Linked DNA regions of Mus musculus: region 2 is linked to region 1. A link is a loop called in an ENCODE intact Hi-C map of the cell type or tissue named here. Cell type or tissue: gastrocnemius. All regions are shown on one strand.

Region 1 (8,000 bases):
GTTTTTACCACATTTATCAAATGAAACAATGGACAACAAAGCAGTGCACAGTATACAAAACAAAGTATTTTAGGAATGGCATATGTCTACGTTGCTAAGAGATTTGGAGACATTTGAACTTGGTTAGAGGACAGTCTTGATCTCTTTCCCTGCAACTGGTCCTTGGCCTTAATGGTAAAATAAAATCTCTCTCTCTCTCTCTCTCTCTCTCTCTCTCTCTCTCTCTCTCTCTGGATCATAAGACTTGTTAGGGGATGTCAGAATTTTTTCCTGGTCCTGTTGTATTATCTATGGCACAAGAAATGTTTCTTCAGTTTTGATATAAGACAGACTGTGCTAAATAACTCTATAAGTTAACTCTTTTTTTTATTATTCAGTAGGCAGTAAAGATAATGGGAAATGGGGGGTGTGGACATTATTTCAGCCATATTTGCCTATTCTTCTCCCCATTCTACAAATAATTCCCTAAATTCCTTACATACAGATTTAACTAATTGCAAGTCCAGTGTGATGGTGTTCACTTGTAAGTTTTCAGAGTTTGGGAAGCTGAAGCAGAAAGATCTCAAATCTGAGGCCCACCTGGACTATATACGGAGAACGTTGTGACAAATAAAATACACAATAAGTAAATAAAATGATACCTTTAAAGATCAAAACTCTCAGCCAAATATGGGACCCCAATTCTTTGAACCTGAAGTGACAGATGGATAGATAGACTAGGCTAAAGTCCTCCCCAGCGTCCATGTTGTTCTCTTAGTGAAGACTATGGTAGTGGTGGTGGCAGTGACAGCCCTGCCCTGCTGTCAGCCATCTGAGAAGAAGGCCCCTATCCTTGAGGACCTCCACCAAGGTGAAACCTGTCCTTGACTTTGCTGGAAAAAAAATGTTGGGAGAAGCTAATGTGAAAGAGGGTTGATTTAAAATAGATTTTAAACAAGGGTTTAAGAGCACAGGGGTTGCTAGAGGTGACTGATCACACAGGGAGAGAAAGAGACACACCCAAGAGCACAGGTGTAAGCTCCCTTGAGCTTGCCCTAAGTGACTTAGCAGAAGTGCTCCAGAGTCACTCTTTTGCTGACTCTCATGTTATGCCTCAAAGGATTTCTCTAAGAAACTTCTTTAAAACCTTTCTCTTCTTCTTCTTTTTCAATAAGTGAGATTATAGGATTACTCTAGAGATGTCTTGGATTGGGTTACAGTCCTAAAATAAAACTGTGTGTCACAAGAATTGTAAAAGGGAATTAAAACATGTCCTTTACTAGAAGTAGGGTTTTGGGTAAGATTTCTAGAAAACTGTTGGTTTATAGCTGAGAAAGAAGAAAGAACACATATATTTAGGCCTTACATGTGATCCATTGCTCCTTCAACAATGTAACTTGAAAGTATCACTATGTAAGAGACTGGTGATCCTCATCGATAATGTTGACAGCTGTGTTAGAACTCTTCATCTTCAGCTGGTGAGACACACTGGTCAGGCTCTGGAATGAGGGCTCCTTTTATTCCCAGTTCTCCATCATGTTCCCGTGTTTCTCTCCTGCCTCAGTAGGCTATAAGATAGACTTTATGATAAGCAAGTGCTCACTCAGTGAGTAGCGCCATTGGCTTTGTGTCCCATGTGGACGTACGTACTCAGACGAGCCTTCAAGTTATCTTTTTTAAATGAAAACCCAAGAGTCATACTTTGACATTTGAAAGAGGCACAAGCAAGTTGAAACTGCGCTCTGATTTGCTGTGGACGTGCTGCATATATTTGGGCCGAATATGCATCCTTAATAAATCATCCTGTTCCTATAGTCACTTTTCCTTTTCTGAGGAAAAATAACTTAATAGAACTGACAACTGAGCCATCATGATATCTGTGACACGGTCATTATTTCATTACTTTCAAGCAAAGGAACTAAAACGTACTGAAAGACTACCTTCCTGCTTTTATGAGGGTGGAACCCGAGAATCTGGTAGAGATTAAGAGTGACGTAAGATATTAGTTACCAATGCCTAACAAGCTAGTCAGTATCAAACTTGTCTACCTGTAAAAGTGAGTGATATAGTTTTCAAAGTATGTTCCCGTGTACCATCTCACGGTTTTCTCACAAAAAGCTATTAAGAAGGATAGTTATTCTTCTCCCTGCATGACAGCTGAAGAAACAAGATTCAGAAAAACAAGATGAAGCCATTATGACCCCCAAAACTGTGGTTCTGGGGGGATGAGAGCATTAAATTACAAATGTACAAGATTTTTTTGTTTTGTAGGACTACTTATTAATAAATTATTTCTCTGCTGGTGAGATGAGCCAATTCAACCCAGATTAGATTATATTAAATTCCGGTTTATTGCTCTTGGGTGGGCAAGTTCATTGACCCCAAGGAAGGGGGAGAGAGGGAAAGAAAGAGCACACACACACACACACACCACACACACACACACACACACACACACACACAAACACACACACACACACACACACACACACACACAGAGAGAGAGAGAGAGAGAGAGAGAGAGAGAGAGAGGAAAATGTCTGGATTATATAGGGAAGAGCCCCTGGGGGAAGGGCAGCCCAGCCCCTGGGCTGCAAACTTCAGGGGTGGAGGCAGGATATGCCAGGAAGGGACTGAGGGATGTTGGGAGAACCTGGAGGCCACATCTGCTTTGATATGTTAAAATATGCACCTCACTCCCTTGTCTTGGAGTCTGAAGCCAAACACTTAAAAGAGTTTGAAATAATTTAAAAATCTAAGTGCCCCTAAATGAGAGAGTAATGCTTAAATAAATTTTATATTTGTAATATTATAAAGAAATCTAAAAATAATATCCTGAAATAATCCATAATATAATATTGGGTAATAGAGTACTTAGTAACCTTTGTGTATTAGTTCAATCTCAATTCTGTAACGGCAATAATATATTTAATATAGAATTACATCACAGAAACAATTCCAGAAGGATGCACACCACCTTATAATGATGGCTATCTATCTCTAAGCCACGAGGTTAGATGATTACATCATTTGCATGTTATCAGTAGTGATCATGTTTGGCATTTTTAATGAAGAGAAACAGTAAGGCCTTCTTAGTGTGTACTGTTGCCTAAGGCTGTCTTAGAAATGTAGGGAATTTCTTAGCATCCAAACATAAATGCAGTTGTGTAGAGAATCTCCTACCAAATCAATGTGAAAGGTGGTGACTTTGTTATTACTTTATGTTCAATTCATGGACAGCAGAGGGCAGAAGAGTTTTCAGAAGAAAAGGTAATCAGACCAAGGATTAAGTAGCTCAGTTAAAGGGATGAAGGCCACCAAACTGTGCTCGATTCTGAATTACAGATAATGTTTAAAACAAACAAAAAAACTTCTGCAGTTTCTGTTATTCTTATAAGACAATAATACACTCAGAAACCTAAGAGCTATCACTTCTGAGAATATATAATGAATACGCAGGTGGACCCACTTGGAATCACCTTGTGAAACTGCCAGGCTAACCATACCTGTGAATTGTGAATCAGCTGAGCTCGCTGGCCAATTTAAAACTTCAGGGGAAGCGTTTGGCATCTCACAGTCAACCGTGATGTTGGCTGCACAATTTTCCAATGCCCCTTTGAAGATATTTAACTCCTGGTTTACTTTTTATTTGAGTGATATTATATTTTAAATGATTTTTTCTGTTTGTATTGAGATGACCAGATGGTCGTTTTGAAATGGACTGTGGTGTGGTGATATCTCAGAATAATTTAAATATTGAACCATTTTTCCTTCCCTGGATGAGCTTTAATCATGTTGTGATCTTTTCTGTATAAGTTGGTAGATTCAACTAATGGATCAATGAGAATTTTTGTATTTTATTTTATATGAGCTATTAGCCTGAAATTTTCTTTGACATTTTTTCTTCTTTTAGGTATCAGGGTAAATTAGGAGGAAAGTGTTCCATCTTTTTTCTTTCTGAGAGAATTAATTGGTATTGTGGTTTGCTTTTATTTGTTTTTCTCAAAAATAAATCCACTTTCTTGGTTTTGTTTTTTGGATTTATTTATTTTATGTATGTATATCAGTGCTCTATCTGCATATACGCTGGCATGCCAGAGGAGGGCATCAGAACTTATTCTAAATGATTGTGAGCCACCATGTGGGTGCTGGGAATTGAACTCAGAACCACTGGAACTCAGTGCCCTTAACTGCTAAGCCATCTCTTTAGCCAAATATCTGGATATGTGTGAAATTTGCACTCTCTCATGTGTGCCCCTTAGCTGTGTTTGCATGCTGTGCATCTCTTCAGTCTTTGTACATCATCCTGGATTGTGTACTCAAATCTGTGTTCACGTCTGCTAATTCTTTCCTAGTTTTAGCTAATCTTGTATGGAATGTCCCTATAGGGTTTTCTTAGTTTTTAAATTAGGTTTATTTTTTCTTATGTGTTTGGATGCTTTGCTTGAATGTGTGGCTATGCTAGGTACCATATGAGTGTCTGGTGCCTACAAAGATCAGAAAAGGGTGTCAGATCCCCTGAGAGCTCTCATGTGGATTCTGGGAATCCAACCCAGGTTCTCTTCAAAAGCAACCACTAGGCCATTTCTCTAACCCCACATTTTCTTCCTAATGGCTGTGTCTTCTTTTGGGGGGTTGATTTGGTTTTTCTACAAATCTGCTTTCTCTTTAAAATTGCCCTGTGTGTTGTAGTTCTTTTTTAGTTTCAATGTTACATCTTTGAACTGTTTTGAAATTCAGTTACACTGTGTACAACTTACATGTTGCTGTTTCTCTTTTGTGGTCTCCCTCTCTTGGGCTTTCTTTCCTACCATGGCCTCTATATCTGTTATTGGTCTCCCATCTCCAATAGGAGTTAACTGTTGAGGAAGTCCTTTCACAACTAAGTTAGGATGATTCCCTCCTGGCTGGTGAGGAGCAGCTTCATTCAAAGCCTTTTAGTTTTCTGGTCATGGGAAAGTTTTTAATTTTTAACCATTTCATTTGTCTTTAGGTTTTAGCTTTTTAAAAATAAACTAGCTCATTCATATAGGAAATGAATGCAAACTATAAGGTAAAAGGAAATGTATAATGAACTGAACATATTTTTGCAAAATCTCAATTTAAGAATTAAGATACTTTCGTTGTGGGTTTTTTTTTTTCCTCTGTTTATTTTGTGTCCTTCCTGTGGGCTGAACTGAAATGAGGACCAAAAGACTACTCAGATGCAGAAATTGGAGGGAAATCCGGTTTGCTTTTGTTCTGTTGGTCCTGCCCCAAGGCCAGTTCCACTCAAATTTGCACTGGCATTGTCAGGTCATACAGACACCCAAAAGTACGACAGACACTGAGCCTTTAATAGAGAAAAAGGGTGGGGACTGGGGTGGGGTGAAGATATAGGGGATACCCGTGCTCTTTTCTTTTTTCTTGCTACTTGGCCTTGTGGGACTGAAATATTGGGCACTAAATGACAACATAAGGTAAGGTTATGTGAGAACCTGGTCTCTCAGGTTCAAAGGAACCACAACAAGCTAGGAAGAGTTACAAGGGAATTTCATATGAGACCTCGGGAAAATGATGCTTGATTTTACATCTGATCTCTACAAACACCCAAAATGGGCTTCACCTCTGCATAAACATGGAAGACAGCCAAAAATTTAATTAAGACTTGAAGAAGTTGACAGCAGTAAAACACCCAGCTCTCAAGACAACTTTGAATTTTGCATTTATATAAAAAGTCATTCCACATAACAAAGGCTTTGGAAAGAAAACATTACAACCACTCTCCACAGAAGGCAGATAATTGTGGTCTGAGTGTAACTAAACTGCATGGCTATAAACAGCAAACAAACTGAGTAAGTCTTAAGGAGACCCAGAGCTTTACAGAATAGTATTTAAAACATTCAACATCCAAGCAAAAATTACCCAACAAATCCAACATATCAGAAACAGTCTGACCAGTTTTCAATAGGAAAAAAAAATCAACAAATCCATCTTCATAATAGGTTTATTTACATTATCTAGAAAAACTTTGAACCAATCCAGATATCTCTCAAATATGAGTGGGAAAACAAGTCTCTTGCATCCATTTGAAGAGGTGATAGCCTATGAAACAGATAAATGGCAAAATTCTTTTTAAATTTTATTTACTCTTTTTTTTTAACACTCCAGATTTTATTTCCTTCCAAGTTTACCTTCTGACTGTTTCACATCCCATACCTCCTCCCTGCCCTGGGTCTTCATGAGGATGTCTCCACCCCCACCCCCACCTCACCAGACTTCTAAACTCCCTGGGGCCTCATGTCTCTTGAGGGTTAGGTGCATCTTCTCTGACTGAACCCAGACCTGGCAGTCCTCTGCTGTATATGTGTTGGGGGCCTCATATCAGCTGGACCACCTAGTTAGTGGTCCAGTGTCTAAGAGATCTTGGGGGTCCAGGGTAATTGAGACTGCTGGTTCTCTTACAGGATTGTTTTCCTACAGGGTCACCCTCCTCCTCAGCTTCTTTCAGCTTTTCCTTAATTAAACCACAGTGTCCAGCAGCTTCTGTCCACTGATTGGGTGCAAATATCTGCATCTGACTCTTTCAGCTGCTTGTTGGGTCTTTTGGAGGGCAGTCATGATAGGTCCCTTTTTGTGAGTGCTCCATAGCCTCAGTAATAGTCTCAGGCCTTGGGACCTCCCCTTGAGCTGGATCCCACTTTGGGCCTGTCGCTGGACCTTCTTTCCCTCAGGCTCCTCTCCATTTCCATCCCTGCAGTTCTTTCAGACAGGAACAATTATAGGTCAGAGTTTTCACTGTGGGATGACAACCCCATCCCTCACTTGATGCTCTGTCTTCCTGCTGGAGGTGGTCTCTATAAGTTTCCTCTCCCCATTGTAGGGCATTTCATCTAAGATCCCTCTCTTTGAATCAAGAGAGTCTCTCACCTCCTAGATCTCTGGTATATTTTGGAGGGTCCCCCCAACCTCCTACCTCCCAAGATTGCCTGTTTCCATTCTTTCTGCTGGCCCTCAGGACTTCAGTCATTTTCCTTCACCCAATACCAGATCATGTCCCCCCCTCCCCAATTCCCTTTCTCTCCTAGGTCCCTCCCCCCCTTGTGATTGATTTTTTTCTCTCCCAAGTGGGACTGAGGTGTCCTCACTTGGGCCCTTAAGCTTGTTGAACTTTTTGAGTTCTGTGGACTGTACCTTGGGTATTCTGTACATTTTTTGGCTAATAGCCACTTATTAGTGAGTGCATACTATGCATGTCCTTTTGGGTCTGATTATCTCAGGATGATATTTTCTAGTTCCATCCATTTGCCTGGAAAACTCAGGATGTCCTCATTCTTAATAGCTGAATAATATTCCATGTGTAAATGAACCACATTTTCTGTATCCATTCTTCTGTCGTGGGACATCTAGGTTGTTTTCAGCTTCTGGCTATCACAAATAAAGCCATTATGACCATAGTCAAACATGTGCCCCTGTGGCATGGTGGGGCATCTTTTGGGTATATTCCCAAGAGTGGTATTACTGGGTCTTCAGGTAGATCTATTTCCAATTTTCTGAAGAGCCTCCAGATTGATTTCCAGAGTGGTTGTACCAGTTTGCAATCTCACCAGCAATAGATGAGTGTTCCTCTTTCTCCACATCCTCTCCAACATGTGTTGTCACCTGTGGTTTTGATCTTATCCATTCTGATTTGTGTAAGGTGGAAGGGAATCTCAGGATCATTTTGATTTGCATTATCTGATCACTAAGGGCTTTGAACATTTCTTTAGGTGTTTCTCAGCCATTCAAGATTCCTCAGTTGTGAATTCTCGGTTTAGTTCTATACCCCATTTTTTGATTGAGTTGTTAGCTTTTTGATTTCTTTATATATTTTACATATTAACCCTCTATTGGATATGGGGTTAGTGAAGATTTTTTTCCCAATCTGTAGGTTGCTGATTTGCCTTATTAACTATGTCCTTTGCCTTATAGAAACTTTACAGTTTCATGAGGACCCATTTATCAATTCTTGTTCTTAGAGTGTGAGCCATTGGAGTTTAGGA
Region 2 (8,000 bases), 150 kb after region 1:
AAGAAGCTGGACTCCAGAAATTCAAATAACCCCATTAAAAATGGGGCTCAGAGCTAAACAAAGAATTCTCAACTGAGGAATGCCGAATGGCTGAGAAGCACCTGAAAAAATGTTCAACATCCTTAATCATCAGGGAAATGCAAATCAAAACAACCCTGACATTCCACCTCACACCAGTCAGAATGGCTAAGATCAAAAATTCAGGTGACAGCAGATGCTGGCGAGGATGTGGAGAAAGAGGAACACTCCTCCATTGTTGGTGGGATTGCAGGCTTGTACAACCACTCTGGAAATCAGTCTGGCAGTTCCTCAGAAAATTGGACATAGTACTACCGATCCAACAATACCTCTCCTGGTCATATACCCAGAAGATGTTCCAACCGGTAATAAGGACCCATGCTCTACTATGTTCATAGCAGCCTTATTTATAATAGCCAGAAGCTGGAAAGAACCCAGATGTCCCTCAACAAAGGAATGGATACAGAAATGTGGTACATTTACACAATGGAGTAACACTCAGCTATTATTTGCTTGGGCAAGTGGATGTAACAAGAGTAATTTCTTAACCAAAGCCAGGGAGCAACTGTAAGTCCTTCGGCCCTGATGAGAAACCTCAAGGATGCTCGCGGAAGCCTTCAGCTTCAAAGTTACAGGCTTTGGGATCCACAGAAAGACTGTGTTCCACGGAGTTAATATGTTCCACGGAGGGCCTGTGCTCCGCACAGAGAACATGCTCCAAAGAGAGCCTGTGCTCCAGGGAAAGACTGTGCTCCACAGGGAGACTGTGCTCCACGGAAAGACTGCGCTCCAGGGAAAGACAGTGCTCCACGGAAAGACTGTGCTCCACGGAAAGACAGTGCTCCACAGAAAGACTGTGTTCCACAGAGTTAATACGTTCAACGGAGGGCCTGTGCTCCGCATAGAGAACATGCTCCACGGGGAGCCTGCGCTCCAGGGAAAGACTGTGCTTGGGAAGGGGCATAGGGATTCCCCTCTGCACAGCACCACCCACCTCACAGGCAAAGGTAATGAATATTCATTCTTGTGTCTCCAGGCTTCTGTATCTGCTCGGAGCCATAGCCTCCCCTCAGAGGCTGGCATTCCCTGCCCTCTGTCTTCTTTCCTTCCTTTTCCTTCCCCTTCTTCCCACTCCTGCCCTCTCTTGCCCTACTCAGCAAGACATTTTCTTTCTTTCTTTTTTAATGCCAAAGAGACCTCTGTGTGGTGACAACTGCTGAGAACTGTACAGGAGCACAATAAATGCATAAATCTTCCACCTTAGTGGGTTCTCTGTGACCTCAGCAGCAAGACACAATGCCACTGTATTTCAGTTCAGCCTCTTGAGGGAGATAGTTCATTGGGCTTTTTAAACAGTTTTCTTCTATAAAACCCTGTGTACTTTTGTGCTCTTTAACTTTCCTGTAATGCCTGTAAGTTACTGTAAATGAATGCCTGGCACAACCCTCATATAATGCTAACACACGGGAGGCTAAGGCAGGAGGGTCAGGAACTCAGGGTCAGGTCCCTGTCAGACACAGTGAGCTCAAGGGGGCTACTTGAGACATGGTTCTTGTCTCAAACAAATAGTCAGAATAAAATATAAAATTAAATAAACTTAAAGGATGTAATAGTTCCTCACCTGTGTGAACATCTTAGCCCCGCCTTACTTGGGTATGCATTTGTGTTCTACTGTTTCTTTCCATGTAATAATTTCCACGTGTCATGAAACTTTTTACACTAGCTTTAATGACTGGATGCATTTTGTGAAAAGTACTAAAGTTGATATTTTTTCTTTGTCCCACATGTTTCTTTGACCGTTGTTAATAGCCCTACACACACGTATGCACAGGTCCACAGGTCCATGCCTGTGCACACACAGGTCTGACAGACAAGTCTGCATGAGTGTCAGCCACTGGGATAGTGTCCTGTCATTCAGGAATGTCGTTGTAAAGGGGGATAGAGGGGAATGGGCTGGCTACAGCCACAACTTTTCAGTCAGATTCAGTTCCCAGAAGTGGAACTGGTTGGGTCTCATACGTTCACAAGATACCACCAAAATACTTGGAACGTTTTCAGATGTATGAACCTTGTTAATATCATAACTTCAGGACAAAATTGTTGTCAATTTGATAGTCAAAAAACAAAACCAGATGGGTATGGCTCAGTGGGTGAAAGTAGGTCCTGCAAGTCTAAAGACCTGAAGTCAGGTCCCAAGAACCCATGTAAAAGCTACAAGCAGGGGCGTGTGTCTGGAACTGCAGAATGTAAGCACTCATGTGTTCTTTATTACAGGTTATAATTGCATGCTTATTCCTGTGACTGATGCCTGCTTGCTGCTGGATACCCAGGCCAACAGTCCTGGCAGCACCCATTGGTGAATAGTTAGCAGAAAAGACCATCAGAATGAAGCTGTCCTTCCTACTGTCTCTGAGGACCACTGCCTGGCAGCACTCTGAAGCCCACAGACTACTTACCAAGCCCATGAGCAGCCTCTGGTGCCGGTCTTCCTCTTGTAAGAATGGTATTAATCTTGGCTCTGAAATTGAACAGTCAAGGGAAGGGTTGTGTTCAGGAAGTAGGCTAAAGCCATACAAGCCAGTTCTCGACTTGAGCCCCTTAAACCTCAAGGGGCCTAGCCGTAGGGATGGCAGGCCTCGGGGTATGGCTATGTGGCTCCCTTCTACCTCCTGAGCCCATAGTGAGTGGCCATGAAAGCGACTGAGCTGGTGGACAGTCAACTGCTAGGGAAGACAGTGCTGATGGGTACAAGTCATCAGACTGAAAGGACAAACAGTTAAACCAAATGTCACTTTCCCCACTCTGACTGATCCTGCCCTAACAAGACAGAAGGGGCAGGCTAGCAGGCAGGGCTTCCCAGAGCTCCCCTAACAACTGTCCCACTGGGTTCTTCTCTCAGAATCTCTAAGGTCCCGGAGCAGGTAGGAAGGCAGAACCCACAGGCTGATGCTTCCTCTTGAAAAGGCATGGGTGCTCTAAGGCCCTTCAAGATAAACACTTTCTCCACCCTGTTTAATTAACCCTGTGGATTAGGATGGGAGAACTCAGAATATGCATTTAACAACCTTAATTTGCAGTGTTCAGTTTTAGGCAATGACAACATTCCTCATGGGAATCAAAGCACAAGACAGAAAGGAAAAGTTTTAACGAGCCCTGAGATGCCTAGCGCCACACAGAGCTTCGAAACATCCCCTAGGCAGCAAGAAAACCTCCCACAACTGTCAGCCACAGCAGGAAGATGACCCTGTCTGGTAGGGTATAGTCCCTGCCTACAGGCAAGGATGGTCTGGTAAACACACCCTCTTCAGGCTGAGGCCAGTTCCCCGTGGAGATAAATCACCTTCATGGTTCACTGGGCTGTGTATACAGCTGCTGAGCATGCTGTTATGCCCTTTCCAAATTAAATTTTCATTAGGGTCCCCACACATATGAAAAACATCCAAGCCCATAAAACAGGAGTAGATAAAAACAGTTTCCATAATGAAGACTGGCCTTCATGAAGCATAATCACAAAGGCCTGGACCTGGGTATATTCACTGTTCTCCCTCAGTTATCACAGAGTAAACCCTCCTTGCTGTCAAGACTTAATTTAGCTAATCCTGGCCTTGGAAGGCCTCCCGAGACTCCCTCTATCCTCCACGAAGGGGAGGGGTCTGGCCTAGGCCTCTTGTCCCCTACACACTAGACCCTGACTACATATTCTCTAATGGCTCCTTCTGTCCATACTCTCCCCTCAAGCTAGCCCCAAGGACAATGTTGGCATGTGACAGCTAGCTTATGGTTGGCATGTGACAGCTAGCTCTAGACTCTAAGGAGGTGTCCACGCCACTGAACGATACTGCTTATCCAATGGCCCATCTTTGCTCCCCTAGGACCACACCCAGGGTATGACCTGATGGGAACTAAATAGAAGGCCCATCAGAGACTTGTGTGAGCACAGCTGGAGAGAAAGCAGCTCCTGCCAAGTATACCCTGTGGGTACAGCCAGCAGCCATGCTAATTAGATCAGCTGTGAGAGGAGAAGACCCAGAGACTCCTTCAGCAAAAACATACTTGGCTGCTGACCCTGGAGGTCCCAGTGCTAAGACAGACAGTAACAGAGCTATGTGGTCGTCCTGACAGGGTGAACTAAGAGCTGTTGCCATCCACTACTCTCCACTGTACTGCTGGGAATGATTTTCTTGCCAACCCATTGGTTAGGAAGAACAAGGTTGCGACCGAGATCCGACTTTAACACAGGTCTTTTCTTACCCAGTGTCCTCGTTTCCATGCTAGCAATCACCCTGCAAAGAAATTCTGTGTTATCTCCAACAGAAGCATCACTTTAAAAACTTCAAGCCACAGCACCATGCAGATGTTTCCCCTCTAAAGCCCCAAAAACCATGCAGAAACCATTCTCTGGCTACCTGAAAACTCAAAAACTTTAATCAGTGTACTGAAAGGAACATTAAGCAATTACGAATCTCAAAGCCCTTTAGAGCCAACAACAGCAATTATTTAGAAAAATTGCAGCTGTCAGTTATTGGAAATAACGAAGGCTAAAAACAGAACAGAGGCCGGACTGAGGCCTGCACTTTTAGTTCTCTGAGATGACTCATCTACCCAGAGAATATGCTTTCAAAATAAGAGCAAGTTCCACCAACCCAGCCCACCAACAATTAAAGCAAATCAAACTACTATGTCTTTCATTGCCAGTACTCACTTATAAAAGCCGACTTTACCATTATCCATCATAAGTGGTCCTCTATAGGGTGTGTGCCTATAGAAGTGTCTCCCTCTAGACACTCCAGCACCCAGTGGTCTACAGGAAGCCAAGGACAGCAGTTCCTTGAGAGTTGACCACACAGGCAGCCAGCCAGGTCCATGATAGCCAGATCATACTTACTTCATTGCGTTTTCAAGAATGTTCCTCACGTACATTGTGGATCTCCTTTTGCCCGTTCTCTAGGGGTGAGAACACGTCAGGATAATGGAAGGTGAGATTTTCCTGGATAGCTTTTTTTTATTAACAGCAAGAACAAATAGCAATCTATTAAAGGGTTTAAAAATAATATCATTTTCCATGTTAAGGAGAGCACATTTTTTTAAATTAAACTTTATTCTCAAAGAACTCTATGCAACAGTAGTACAGGGGTCCCTTGGACCCTTCATCCTCTCTCCATTAATGCTTCTATCTGATATAGCTGCACTACAATATCAAAATCAGGAAGTGGATATGCACAGTATGTGTCTAGTTCTATGCCACTCTGCCATGTGTGTAGATTTACGTACTACAGTGTACACTCATTGCTCTTCGACTATAAATGAGCCACATTTGCCTTCCTCCCCCTACTCCAATTTCCTCCTCTAAGAACAAACAGTATAGAGCAGTCCTCCCTGCCCACTGGGTTGTCAGTGAGGTGATGCGGGTGGTGACAGAGGACTGCGTGGCCACCATGGGCCAGCCTCCACTGCTAGCTGTGTGCTCACCTCTTCAGAGATCAGGTTATGCCATTCCCTCCTCACGACGCTGTTGTGATAGTGCAAGTGAGGTTTTGTATACTTAATGTACTCAAGGTTGGAGTTCAGCTTTGCCCAGTACCCCTTCAAGCCGTAGACCTGGAGACAAAAAAAAAAAAAAAAAAAAAAAAAAAGCATTAACTTGAACAGCAGGCACTGTCTGCCGTCCTGCAGCAGGGACCACATGCCTCACTCCATGCCTCTTGGGTGTTGGCATTTCCGAGCAACTCCATCTTTCACAGAACAGGGACACCCACGAGAAGTTGCAAATTGAGAGCCTAGCCTCTCCTCTTTTCTCTTCCCATTTACAATAGAGAGAACTACAATTCACTTCCCAAAACTAAGGACTTCCAAGTTGGTTGGCTCAGCAGGAAGCCATTTCCTCCCTGGAGAGCGATTCTCCTGGCCTGGGTGGTGTCACCACACTGTGTCCCGTCAGAAATGTACTTGTAACTCAGAACAACTGGAACAGGCTGGCTTCCCTTCTAGGCTTATTCACTTCCAAAACCCAGGAATCAAAATGATAACATAAACTCATTTCACAATAATTGTTAAATTCTCTCAAAAAACAGAATTAGTTGGCTTTTAAATCTTTGAATTATTAGTGACTGAAGAATATAACCACTTTTGAAATAATAAAACTCTATACTACTGTATATTTAATGTTGAAGGATATCATGATGATGTCTGTAGCTATGGGAGTCTGGTGAGTGCCATCATGGTGATGTCTGTAGATATGCGGGTCTGGTGAGTGCCATCATGGTGATGTCTGTAGATATGCGGGTCTGGTGAGTGCCATCATGGTGATGTCTGTAGCTATGGGAATCTGGTGAGTGCCATCATGGTGATGTCTGTAGATATGGGGGTCTGGTGAGTGCCATCATGGTGATGTCTGTAGATATGGGGGTCTGGTGAGTGCCATCATGGTGATGTCTGTAGATATGGGGGTCTGGTGAGTGCCATCATGATGATGTCTGTAGCTATGGGGGTCTGGTGAGTGCCATCATGGTGATGTCTGTAGATATGTGGGTCTGGTGAGTGCCATCATGGTGATGTCTATAGATATGGGAGTCTGGTGAGTGCCATCATGGTGATGTCTGTAGCTATGGGGGTCTGGTGAGTGCCATCATGGTGATGTCTGTAGATATGCGGGTCTGGTGAGCGCCATCATGGTGATGTCTGTAGATATGGGGGTCTGGTGAGCGCTATCATGGTGATGTCTGTAGATATGGGGGTCTGGTGAGTGCCATCATGGTGATGTCTGTAGCTATGGGGGTCTGGTGAGTGCCATCATGGTGATGTCTGTAGCTATGCGGGTCTGGTGAGCGCCATCATGGTGATATCTGTAGATATGGGAGTCTGGTGAGTGCCATCATGGTGATGTCTGTAGATATGCGGGTCTGGTGAGTGCCATCATGGTGATGTCTGTAGATATGTGGGTCTGGTGAGTGCCATCATGATGATGTCTGTAGCTATGGGGGTCTGGTGAGTGCCATCATGGTGATGTCTGTAGATATGCGGGTCTGGTGAGTGCCATCATGGTGATGTCTGTAGATATGCGGGTCTGGTGAGTGCCATCATGGTGATGTCTGTAGCTATGGGGGTCTGGTGAGTGCCATCATGGTAATGTCTGTAGATATGTGGGTCTGGTGAGTGCCATCATGATGTCTGTAGATATGGGGGTCTGGTGAGTGCCATCATGGTGATGTCTGTAGATATGGGAGTCTGGTGAGCGCCATCATGGTGATGTCTGTAGATATGGGGGTCTGGTGAGCGCCATCATGGTGATGTCTGTAGATATGGGAGTCTGGTGAGCGCCATCATGGTGATGTCTGTAGATATGGGGGTCTGGTGAGCGCCATCATGGTGATGTCTGTAGATATGGGAGTCTGGTGAGCGCCATCATGGTGATGTCTGTAGATATGCGGGTCTGGTGAGTGCTGAGATTTCCTGGGATTTCCAGCTTCCTGTGTTCTAGAACAAGAGGCTGAACGGGGCTCATGGACAGCCGCAGATGTGGAAACAGTTTTCTGAGAGAAGGAAGCAAGCCAGAGCTGGGAGAAGAGTCGGGAACTCAATGGCAAACGCTATAGGGAGCACTGGGACTTTATATCCTGGTCTATGAGGCCATTTATGTAGCACAGGCTGTCTCATGTGTGCCCTGTTTTATGTCCACCTTGGCAACAGTGGTCTTCTCTCCATTGTACTCTCCTGCCTCACTGGGATCAAGCAGTTTTTAATAATACAGTCTTACCAAGATAAATATATTTATAAATAATTGTCCAGGGCTAGCTACATCTGGCCTGACAGCTGTTGCTTACTGAGGTGACAGTCTTAATAGGATGCACTAAGACAGCTTATGCTCAAAGGGTCCCATATATCCCCTCAAAACAGACGCTGTTGCCTTTGTTAGTGGTTACCCTCCAGAACATGGAGAAAGCAAGCCAGTGCAGACCTGGAAACGTCAATTCCTACTGGCTGAC

What was found. A loop is a pair of places that touch in the nucleus more often than their neighbours do. Peaks named below come from ENCODE experiments on the same cell type or tissue, not always from the same donor. Only the 100,000 strongest peaks of a DNase experiment are listed, where the experiment ranks them.
Region 2: a loop joins it to region 1, with 5 times the contacts of the local background. A loop is called at or near these places in 27 of 42 quality-filtered maps.

The regions. Positions count from the first base shown.
Region 1 is chr5:21,416,031-21,424,030 of GRCm38, reverse strand. All of the region lies in intron 1 of Ccdc146 (coiled-coil domain containing 146), which reads left to right. Among named protein-coding and RNA genes, the nearest start is that of Ccdc146, 4.6 kb to the left of the region's middle. In gastrocnemius, a CTCF peak has its summit at 3,223 (motif pointing right); no DNase peak of the experiment used is centred here.
Region 2 is chr5:21,267,518-21,275,517 of GRCm38, reverse strand. Gsap (gamma-secretase activating protein) reads right to left here. Exons shown (of 31, transcript NM_175437.3): 20 at 5,488-5,616; 21 at 4,904-4,962; 22 at 4,270-4,301; 23 at 2,475-2,536. Among named protein-coding and RNA genes, the nearest start is that of Gsap, 85 kb to the right of the region's middle. In gastrocnemius, no CTCF peak of the experiment used is centred here; a DNase peak (open chromatin) is centred at 3,942; H3K27ac peaks cover 3,872 bases.